Regions from separate parts of the Homo sapiens genome. Here region 2 is linked to region 1. The links are chromatin loops, found by intact Hi-C in ENCODE. Cell type or tissue: HCT116. All regions are shown on one strand. Each heading gives the region's core, and the rest is flanking DNA. Links, peaks and the distances in the headings are about the cores only.

Region 1 (5,392 bases), core at 184-5,183:
GAATGAATGTGTCTGTGTGTGTGTGTGTGTGTGTGTGTGTGTGTGTGTGTGTGTTTTAAAGAGGCATATATGTGGTTCACTTGGTTTATGTATGTGAGTTACTTGATTGCTTATATGGGAATATTCTGAATACTTGATTAATTGAATAAACGAAATATAATTACATCATGTACAAAACTTTTCATAGTTTCATCTGCTTGATCATTATTCCTGTAAGACTCCATAGTAATATCTAATTGTATTTTTAGTGAGGAAGCTATTTTGGCCTGACCTTCAAAACTGTCTTTGCATTTGGTAGGACAAAAGACTAGCAAAAAAAAGCCTGAGGGGTTATTTTAAGTATTCTTATGAATTAGTGTTCCTCAGACTGTCTGGGTTAGCTGACTTGTGAAAAAACTAAAGGGACAGGATACTCAGTAAGTATGAATGTAACAGTTCACTCCTCAGTATTTCTGGAACAGGAAGGATTTTTCCTCATGCCCCCAACTGCCTCTAGCCAAACAGAAAAGCAAGAGGACAAAATTCTTTAAATCTTAAAAGGAAGCTATGGGTAAGCAGTGACATATAGAAACTAGCACATAGGTCATCAATTTTGTATCACTGGGATACTCATAATCAATCCCTAATGACTAATGACCAATTTTCGATAATAATAAACTATATAATCAAATATTATACACAAATTCATTGATAGTGTTTTCTGCCAGCCTGTAAGTGCCACACCTGAAAAAACTTCAAACTTTAGTGTAGTTTCCATTTGGATCACCTGGGGGAAGTTTTGCACTATGGATCCGTGGGCTCCATTCCGGATATACTCATACAGAACGTCTGCACATGGAGCTCAGGATTCTGCATTTTCAAGCATTTCCTCAAGTGGTTCTGAAACAACCTGTCTCCAGCCCAACTTTGAGATCCATTTTTTACCAAACTCTGGCTTCAGAAGCCTTCATGTACATCGGAAGTAATCTCAGTGTGGGGAAATTCCAAAGCACAGGAAGCGATGATACCATTTGCATTATTACCCAGATGATTCTAGCTACATACACCTATTATCCAGCATTTATGTCTTGATATGAGGCTTCTATTCAGTTGACCCTATTGATATCCAAGTGTACACAACTGACCTGTCAGGCTATAGCAACACTTCACTTATATGTAGGGAGAATTTGTGCAGGGCTTAGCTGAAGCTCATCATGGGGTATGAATTGACTTGGTCTTATTGCTATAACCCTTGGGTTCAGAAGACACTGAACAAATGCTTAAGAAACTGTTTTAGGTTAATGAATGGGGATATATTTAACTCCTCAGATAGCCAAAGAATCAAGAAGAAGGGATTGAGCTGGATGGCCCAATAGAAGTGTCCATTGATTGCACCCCCACACATACCAGCAGAAACACCACATTTAACAACAACTATCTACACACAAAAAAGCACCTACATAGGAAATGAAAATCAAGTCAACAATCATAGTACCTATTTTAACTTCATATCACTGAAAGAGGCACTGAAGAGGTTAGGAAAGACAATTTTGAATCACTGAGGCCACCACTCCCCCATCTCCCAACAGCCACCACATGGAGCTGAGACAGAATCTGAGTGCATGGGGGAGGGAGAGTTTAGCAATTGTGGAAATCTGCATTGAACTCAGTGCTGCCCTGTCACAGCCCATCCACAGAAGGAGCATTTAGACCACCTTAGCCAAAGGGGAATTGCCTATCCCAGCGGTCAGACACTGAGTTTGGGAAAGCTTTGCCACAGTAGGCTAAAGTGCTCTGGGGTCCTAAATATATTTGAAACTCAATCTAGGCCACAAGAACTACAACTACAAGGCAAGTCCCAGTGCTGTGCTGAGCTCAGAGCCAGTGGACCTAGACACCACTAGTGTGACACTTGTCAGGGCAGCTAAGGGAGTGCTTGCACAACCGCTCCCCCAACCCCAGGCAGCACAGCTCACAGCAATGAAAGTGACTCCTTCCTTCTGCTTGAGGAAAGGAGAGGAAAGAGTAACTAGGACTTTGTCTTACATCGTAAAGATCAGCTCAGCCACAATAGGATAGGGCACCAGTCAGAGTCATGAAGCCACCATTTCAGGCACTCGCTCCTGAAGGACATTTCTAGACACACCCTGCACCAGAAGAAAACCCACTGCCTAGAAGGAAAGGACCTAGTCCTTCCAGGATTCATCACCTGCTGACTGAAGAACCCTCAGGCCCTAAATAACCAGCAGCAATACCCAGTAGCACACTCCATGGGCCTTAGGTGAGACTCTGAGATATGCTGGCTTCAGGTGAGACCCACCATACTTACAGCTGGGGCAGTCATGAAGGGACAATTCTTCTGCTTGAGAAAAGCAGAGGGAAAAGTAAAGGGGACTCTGTCTTGCAGCTTAGATAGCAGCTCAGCTACAGCGGGGTAGAGCACCAAGCCGGCTCTTGGATCCCCAATTCCAGATCTTGGCTCTTGGCTGGCATTTCTGGACCTGCCCTGGGTCAGAGGGGAATCCACTTCCCTGAAGGGTGAGTCCCAGGCCAGGCAGCATTCACCACAAGCTGACTGCAGAGCTCCGGGGCCTTAAGGGAACATTGGCAGTAGCCTGGCAGTATTCCTCTTGAGCCTGTGTTGGAGGTAGCAGTGGGGAGAGGCTCCTCTGCCCATGGAAAGGTGAAGGAAGACTGGAAGGACTCCATCTCATGGCTTGAGTGCAAGCTCAGCCACAGTAAAACAGAACACCACGTAAACTTCCCAGGTTTTTTACTTTGGTCCCTGGCTCTCAGACAGAACCTCTGGACATGCCTGGGCCTAGAGGACCTCATGACCCTGAAGGGAAGGACACAGCCTGGCTGGTATTGCCACCTGCTCTAGGACCTTGTAGAGCTTTAGGGCCTGAGGCCCTTACTTCCAAGAAAGGAATAACTCTTTTCTAGTGAGCTGAACTGTAAAGCTCATAACACAAGTAGGTCCTCAGTGCATATTCACTTCCTTTCCTTCTTACCTGAGGTGCTGCAGTGTGAATCTGAAGGTGGCAGGTTCAACACTAAAGTGACGGACTGCAAGAAAGTTATGGTAGACTCAGAAATCTGTTCTTCAACATTTAGACTGTATTTATGCTGGCTGGATTTTCTGTTTATTCACCTATTATTCTCTACCCCTGTCAGCAACCAAGAAACTCGCAGCCCATCTCACGCTGTCTTAAAGGGAACCAAGAAGTTTTGGACTCTTGGCCTGCAGGAAGCATGCAGCGCGGCGCCCCCTGCCGGCCAATACAACGGCCACGGGAACTGGCAGACCACTGAGGCTCTGGGCGGGGCGGAGTTGCCCCTTCTCCTCCCACTTCTCTAGCAGCGGCTTCTTCTGGTGACACCCCGGGAGCCACAGGGATTTGGTTCCCTAAAGGAAGCGGTTTCCCACCAGGGTATCGTCCCTAATACCCTCCGAAGGAGTCCATTGAGGAGAAAGGAACAGAACGTCTGGCAGAATGCAGAAGGACCCTATGATCCAGGACATGTAGCGCCAGCCATCAGGAGGTTTTATGAGAGCAGCTGGTGGGAAGATCAGTCCCAGGAGAAGGGGTTTGTCTAGCAGCTTGGTTGGAGCAAGCCTTTTCCAGAGAATTATTTCCGTAATTCAGGCTCCCTCCCAACCCTCCACTGCCACCTTATCCTCCACCAAAAGCCCTGACACTGTGGCAGGGATAGGGGACGTGGGGTTGGTGGGGAACAGGCTGTAAGAAAGACGCGGGAGCCTATATGTGTCTGGGAAAAATGAGGGGTCCACGTGCAAGGGAAGAAGCATTTACAAAGAAGACTTTGACAGTGCTGCAAAGATTTGAAGGCGCAGGGTGCAAGTCATTCAGGTGCCGGTGTCAGGAGGAACCTAGCCATCCAGGTGAACAGATGCCCCCTTCTTGCAGCCCACTCGCATGGGCCTGGTGGACTCCTTCTTATTTTTGGTAGTGGCAGTGAAGAGGTCGGGTCCCTGCGCTGGCAAAGCAGTCAGTGACATTGACATCATGAGTACTGTTGCGGCAGCTGCACATGGAGGGGCTGTTGGTACAGGGCAGTGGTGGAGTTCTGCAGAAATCTGCTATGGTGGTCAGATTCTATGAATGAATGTGTGGATCTGCTCGCATTTACCCCTATAGATCAGCCAACTGCGCCTCATCATCACATCACAGTATCGGTGGTGTCCTCTAGGGACCCACGACCTGGGGTTGTCTATATGTCGTGTTAAGAAGGGCAGGGCTGGAGTGAAGACAGTTAGGTCCAAAAGGAGGAAGAGGAGGAGGGTCCATATCAGATTCATGTTTCTTGTGAAAGCATTTCAAAGAAGAGCAGAGTCAAAAGAGCAAGCCATGGTCCCTTGTCCTGTTCCTAAGAAGTCTTGGCCCAACACTTAGTGTTCGCAGTTCTCCCCTCCTGCCATTTCTACACTTATTCTTCGTGTACTCATGGCAACAAGTGTTCTCACATCCTTCTTCCACCTCCTTGTCAATAACGGAGATGGCTACCACCCTCTCAACCCTTTATGGGATTATCCTATGTACAAGGTTATTTCCAAACCCCAAAGTGATTCTTGCTCCTTACCTAAGCAGACCAGTTAAACTAAAAACTTTCATCTCTGAGGTGTTTGCATCTATCAGTTCAACTGCCACTCACCCATAGCCTTGAGATGAGGCAGGCATGATTGCCAACCCCTTTTTAGAGTGACTTAACTCAGAAGGGAATTGACAGATTCATATGACCTGCATCTTAGAAAATATTTTCACTTCCTTAAATACAAATGTCTGTTTAAACGCTGTTTTTAAAAATGAGAGCATTTCAATTTTAAGGGAGTAGAGTTTATGTTTCCCCCACATATTTCTCTGCCTCAAAATAAAGATTCCCAACTCTTCCATGTATAGAGCCTATCTTCCAGAAATGTTCTAATTCTTGGTGCTCAGGGATTCTGGGTGACTGTGTGTGAGCCTTCTGTCTCTAGCTCTAATATCTGACTCTTTTTTTAAATACCTGGGAGTTCCAGGAAAGGGTTTTCTGCAGAGCAGATGACATCCACAGAGATGGATATTTTTCTCTCAGAGGTTGATACTCCTAGTAGAAATGGAATCCCCGTTGCCTCTCTCCTTCCTCTAATCTTGTAGAAATTTCATTGTGGATATTTTCTTCCCAGAGGTTAGGGTGCAGGCCGTATGGAAAACTCTCAGGCCTGTCAATGATTTTAAACAGATTCCCAGGTAATGCTAATTTTATGCTTACTATTTCACACCTGAAATATTCACCAGCATCACACAGAGTGCCTATGACATCACTGCAAATATGCAGAAACTTGGGGTTTAGTGTCTATCATAAGCTTGCTACTGGAGCTTGGCAAATCACCTTATCCTTCTACTCCTCA
Region 2 (5,392 bases), core at 283-5,282, 230 kb before region 1:
GCAGCCAAGTGGCAACATATTTCTGAGTTGCAATTACTTGCCTCCACTATGAGAGAAGCCCCAGCCACATCTCCAGCACACAAGAACTTCAAAATGCCTGAACTGCAGTGGCCAGGTGTTCCTCCAGGACCTCCTCCCCCAGGATCTTGCTTCAAGTGCTAGAAATCTGGCCACTGGGCCAAGGAATGCCTGCAGCCCGGGATTCCTCCTAAGCCATGTCCCATCTGTGCGGGACCCCACTGGAAACCGGACTGTCCAACTCGCCCAGCAGCCACTCCCAGAGCCCCTGGAATTCTGGCCCAAGGCTCTCTGACTGACTCCTTCCCAGATCTTCTTGGCTTAGTGGCTGAAGACTGACGTGGCTCAATTATCTCAGAAGCCTCCTGGACCATCACAGATGCTTTCGGTAACTCTTACAGTGGAGGGTAAGTCCATCCCCTTCTTGATCAATATGGAGGCCACCCACTCCACATTACCTTCTTTTCAAGGGCCTGTTTCTCTTGCCTCCATAACTGTTGTGCATATTGATGGCCAGGCTTTTAAAACTCCCCAACTCTGGTGCCAACTTGGACAACATTTTTTATGCACTCCTTTTTAGTTATCCCCACCTGCCCACCTCCCTTATTAGGTTGAGACATTTTAACTAAATTATCTGCTTCCCTGACTATTCCTGGGCTACAGTCACACCTATTCCCACCCTTTTCCCCAGTTCACATACTCCTCTTCTGTCTCCCTACCTTAATCCACAAGTATAGGATACCTGTGCTCCTTCCTTGGTGACCGATCATGCACCCCTTACCATCCCTTTAAAACCTAATCACCCTTACTCCTCTCAATGCCAGTATGCCATCCCACAACAGGCTTTGAGGGGACTAAAGCCTGTTATCACTTGCCTGTTACAGCATGGCCTTTTAAAGCCTACAAGCTCTCCTTACAATTCTCCCATTTTACTTGTCCAAAAACTGGACAAGCCTTACAGGTTAGTTCAGGATCTGCACCTTATCAACCAAATTGTTTTGCCTATCCACTCTGTGGTGCCCAACCCGTACACCCTTTTGTCCTCAATAAATTCCTCCACAGCTCACTATTCTGTTCTTGATCTTAAAGATGCTTTTTTCACTATTCCCCTGCACCTGTCATCCCAGCCTCTCTTTGCTTTTACCTGGACTGATCCTGACACCCATCAGCCTCAGCAACTTACCTGGGCTGTACTGCCACAAGGCTTCAGGGACAGCCCCCATTACTTCAGTCAAGCCCTTTCTCATGATCTACTTTCTTTCTGTCCATCTGCTTCTCACCTTATTCAATATTTTGATGACCTTCTACTTTATAGCCCCTCCTACAAATCTTCTCAACGGGACACCCTCCTGTTCCTCCAATATCTGTTCTCAAAAGGATATCATGTATCCCCCTCCAAAGCCCAAATTTCTTCCTCATCTGTTACCTATCTCAGCATAATTCTTCATGAAAACACACGTGCTCTCCTTGCTGATTGTGTCCAGCTGATCTCTCAAACCCCAGTCCCCACCACCAAACAACAACTCCTTTCCTTCTTAGGCACTGTTGGATATTTCCGATTCTGGATATCAGGCGTCGCTATCCTGACGAAACCACTTTACAAGCTCAGAAAGGGCAACTTAACTGATCCCATGGACCCTAAGTCTTTTCCCCATTCTTCTTTTCACTCTCTCAAAAACGCCCTGGAGACCGCTTCCACACTAGCACTCCCCGACTCGTCCCATTCTTTTTCCTTACACACAGCTGAAATACAAGGCTGTGCTGCCAGAGTCCTCACACAGGAGCCAGGCCCGTGACCTGCTGCCTTTCTATCAAAACAACTTGACCTCCCAATTCTGGGGTGGCCCTCATGTGTGCATGCAGCAGCAGCCACAGCTTTAATACTTCTGGAAGCCCTCAAAATTACAAGCTATGCTCCACTTACTCTCTACTGTTCCTGTAACTTTCCAAATCTATTCTCCTCCTCACGCTTGACACGTATACTTTCTGTGCCCCAGCTCCTTCAACTGTACTCACTATTTGTTGAGTCTCCCACAATTACCATTGTTCCTAGTCCAGACTTCAATCCAGCCTCTCATCTTATTCCTGATACTGCATCTGAGCCCCATGACTGTATCCCTCTAATCCACGTGGCATTCTCCCCTTTTCCCCATATTTTCCTCTTTCCTGTTCCCTACCCAGACCACACTTGGTTTATTGATGGTAGTTCTTCCAGGTCCAATCGCCAATCACTGGCAAAGGCAGGCTATGCTATAGTATCTTCCACATCTATCATTGAGGCTACAGGCCTGCCCCCTTCTGCTACCTCTCAACAAGCTGAAATCATTGCCTTAACTCGAGCCCTCATTCTTGCAAAGGAACTACGTGTCAATATCTATACCAATTCCAGGTATGCCTTCCACATCCTTCACCACCATGCTGTTATATGGGCAGAAAGAAGTTTCCTCACTACACAAGGGTCCTCCATCATTAATGCCTCCTTAATAAAACCTCTTCTTAAAGCTGCTCTACTTCCAAGAAAACTGAGGCCATTCACTGTAAAGGCCAACAAAAGGCATCAGATCCCATCACTCAGGGCAATGCTTATGCTAATAAGGTAGCTAAACAAGCAGCTGGCGTTTCAACTTCTGTCCCTCATGGCCAGTTTTTCTCTTTCTCATCTTTTCACTTTACATTTCCAGTTTCGCCTTACACAAGGTCTCTTCTTCCCCTGTGGCTCCTCCCCTACATGTGTCTACCTGTTAATTAGACAGGCACATGCACACTAGTTTTCCTTACCCCCAAAAATCAACTTGCAAATGGGACCCAAGAGCTTCCTGTTCCCCTCATGACACCAACACTTCACTACTATTTTGTTTTGTTTTTCTTATTATTAATATAAGAAGACAGGAATATGCCCTTGACTTACTCACTGCTGAAAAAGGGGGACTCTGTATATTTTTAAATGAAGAGTGTTGTTTCTACCAAAATCACTCTGGCCTAGTATATGACAACATAAAAAAAACTCAAGGATAGCGCCCAAAAACTCACCAACCAAGCAAATAATTATGCTGAACCCCCTTAGGCACTCTCTAATTGGATGTCCTGAGCCCTCCCAATTTTTAGTCCTTTAATACATGCTTTTCTCCTTCTCTTATTTAGACCTTGTGTCTTCTGATCAGTTTCTCAATTCATACAAAACTGCATTCAGGCCATCATCAATCATTCTGTATGACAAATGCTCCTTCTAACAACCCCACAATATCACCCTTGATGCCCAAATCTTTCTTCAGTTTAATCTCTCCCACCCTAGGTTCCCATGCTGCCCCTAATCCCACTTGAAGCAGCCCTGAGAAACATTGCCCATTATCTCTCCATACCACCCCCCAAAATTTTTGCCGCTCCAACACCTCACCACTATTTTGTTTTGTTTTTCTTATTAATATAAGAAGACAGGAAATGTCAGACCTCTGAGCCCAAGCCTGCAAGTATACATCCAGATGGCCTGAAGCAACTGAAGAACCACAAAAGAAGTGAAAATAGCCAGTTCCTGCCTTAACTGATGACATTCCACCATTGTGATTTGTTCCTGCCCCACCTTAACTGATCAATTAACCTTGTGACATTCCTTCTCCTAGACAATGAGTCTCAGAACCTCCCCACTGAGCACCTTGTAACCCCTGCCCCTGCCTGCAAGAGAATAACCCACTTTGACTGTAATTTTCCACTACCTACCCAAATCTTATAAAACTGCCCCACCCCATCTCCCTTTGCTGACTCCTTTTTCGGACTCAGTCTGCCTGCACCCAGGTGATTAAAAAGCTTTATAGCTCACACAAAGCCTGTTTGGTGGTCTCTTCACATGGACGCACATGACAGGAGCAGAGATATATGAAGATGCTAGCTGCTTAAGAAGGGAAGTGTGAGTGTGTGTGTGTGTGTGTGTGTGTGTGTGTGTGCACATGTTTAAGGGCAAAACTGACAAAACTGAAAACATTTGAATTACAGCAGATACAGAAAGAAATCTTACCTGAACTTCTCTCACCTGACTAAAGCAGAGCCTCCCAGAAATGCCCCCACCATTATCTCCCTCCGGAGGGGTCCTCATGTAATGGTAATAGGTCTTTTGCCTGATGTGCACAGCATGTCAATATGCCAAGACACTGGGTTGCAGCAGAGAAAGAGGTTTAATTGCAGGGCTGCTGAACCAAAAGATGGAAGGAAACCTCAAATCCATTTCCTCAAAGAGTTTGAGGCTGTTGTTTTTAAGGATTTGGAGTAGGTGGAAATAAGAGATCACTAATTGGTTGAAGAATGCAGAGTGAAGTCATGGGACAGAGAGATGAAAAAACAGTATTCTCATGCTGATCAGTTCATCAGTTGGGCTCTTTAAAGTTGGTGGTGTCAGCTGTTCTGCCGGAATTCAGGATCTGCATAAACAATTCTTAAACAAAAGCCTTATGATTCTAATGTCAAAGATCTTATCTATGGGAACAATGAGAATGCAAATTATCAGTAGCTAGTGTTCGTGAGTTTTGGTTACAAGGAAGTGGGTCAAAGTGTAGCCTGATTAACACTTACTCATAATTATATTTTTGTCCAGGATTCTTGTTAACCGTGTGAGGATTACTTCACCCAGACAGGAGATATTCCAAGAAAATTGTGTAAAACTTTATCCAAAGCTTCTATTTGTCTTTCCCAAAAGTCATTTGTTTTCCTATAGAAGTCATTTCTCCCTCCTTCTTTTCCCCTATGAGTTGATAACTAAACTTCTGTCTCTAGCTCTTCATCAAGCCTCTTCATCTGAATGCTTCCACAAGTTATGAATACAACTTGTTTTCTTTCCCCCTGCTAACCTGTCTATAGTTAATTCACAGGCTCCCACCCACTGAACCAAAGTTGGTAGAGGGAAAGTTTTCCCTCCTAATAGCATGTCTGTGTATATTTAGAGTGAGAAAGAAGGATGAAGAGATAATTCGTCTTTGTCACCATCCAGGTAGTCATGGGAGTTGGGACCTGTGGTATAATAAAAAATAAATTTGAACTTAGTTCCTGGTTCCTGCCACAGACCTTCTAAAATGCTTGGAATTTCCTGAGTGATAGTGTAACCAAACTAAGGGTCAGCTGATCACTGCTCACTGCTCAAAAGCAAGACTTGCAAGACAAGAGTTGGTGCAGGAAAAGCAGGTTTATTCAAGAGCTAGCAACCTGAGGAGATGGTGGACTAGCGCCTCAAAGACTATTTCAAAATTTTAGGCTAGCTAAAGGGATTTTAAGAAGTAGGAGGCATGGAAACTATGAGCAGGAGTGGTGCAGGGTGCAGGTTTGCATGTCTTACTCTGATGGCTATCTTCAGTAACGGATCACCTGGAGGTCTGGCTGGCATCACCATGAC

What was found. A loop is a pair of places that touch in the nucleus more often than their neighbours do. Peaks named below come from ENCODE experiments on the same cell type or tissue, not always from the same donor. Only the 100,000 strongest peaks of a DNase experiment are listed, where the experiment ranks them.
Region 2: a loop joins it to region 1, with 2.4 times the contacts of the local background. A loop is called at or near these places in 2 of 110 quality-filtered maps.

What each region holds. Positions count from the first base shown.
Region 1 is chr14:20,931,095-20,936,486 of GRCh38, forward strand. It overlaps LOC100507513 (a long non-coding RNA gene), which reads right to left. Exons shown (of 4, transcript XR_110261.4): 1 at 5,008-5,392. Among named protein-coding and RNA genes, the nearest start is that of RNASE2, 22 kb to the right of the region's middle. In HCT116, for the core only: a CTCF peak has its summit at 3,254 (motif pointing left); a DNase peak (open chromatin) is centred at 3,257; H3K27me3 peaks cover 436 bases.
Region 2 is chr14:20,702,705-20,708,096 of GRCh38, forward strand. It overlaps EGILA (EGFR interacting lncRNA), which reads right to left and starts at 4,237. Exons shown (of 4, transcript NR_174964.1): 1 at 4,043-4,237. In HCT116, for the core only: no CTCF peak of the experiment used is centred there; no DNase peak of the experiment used is centred there.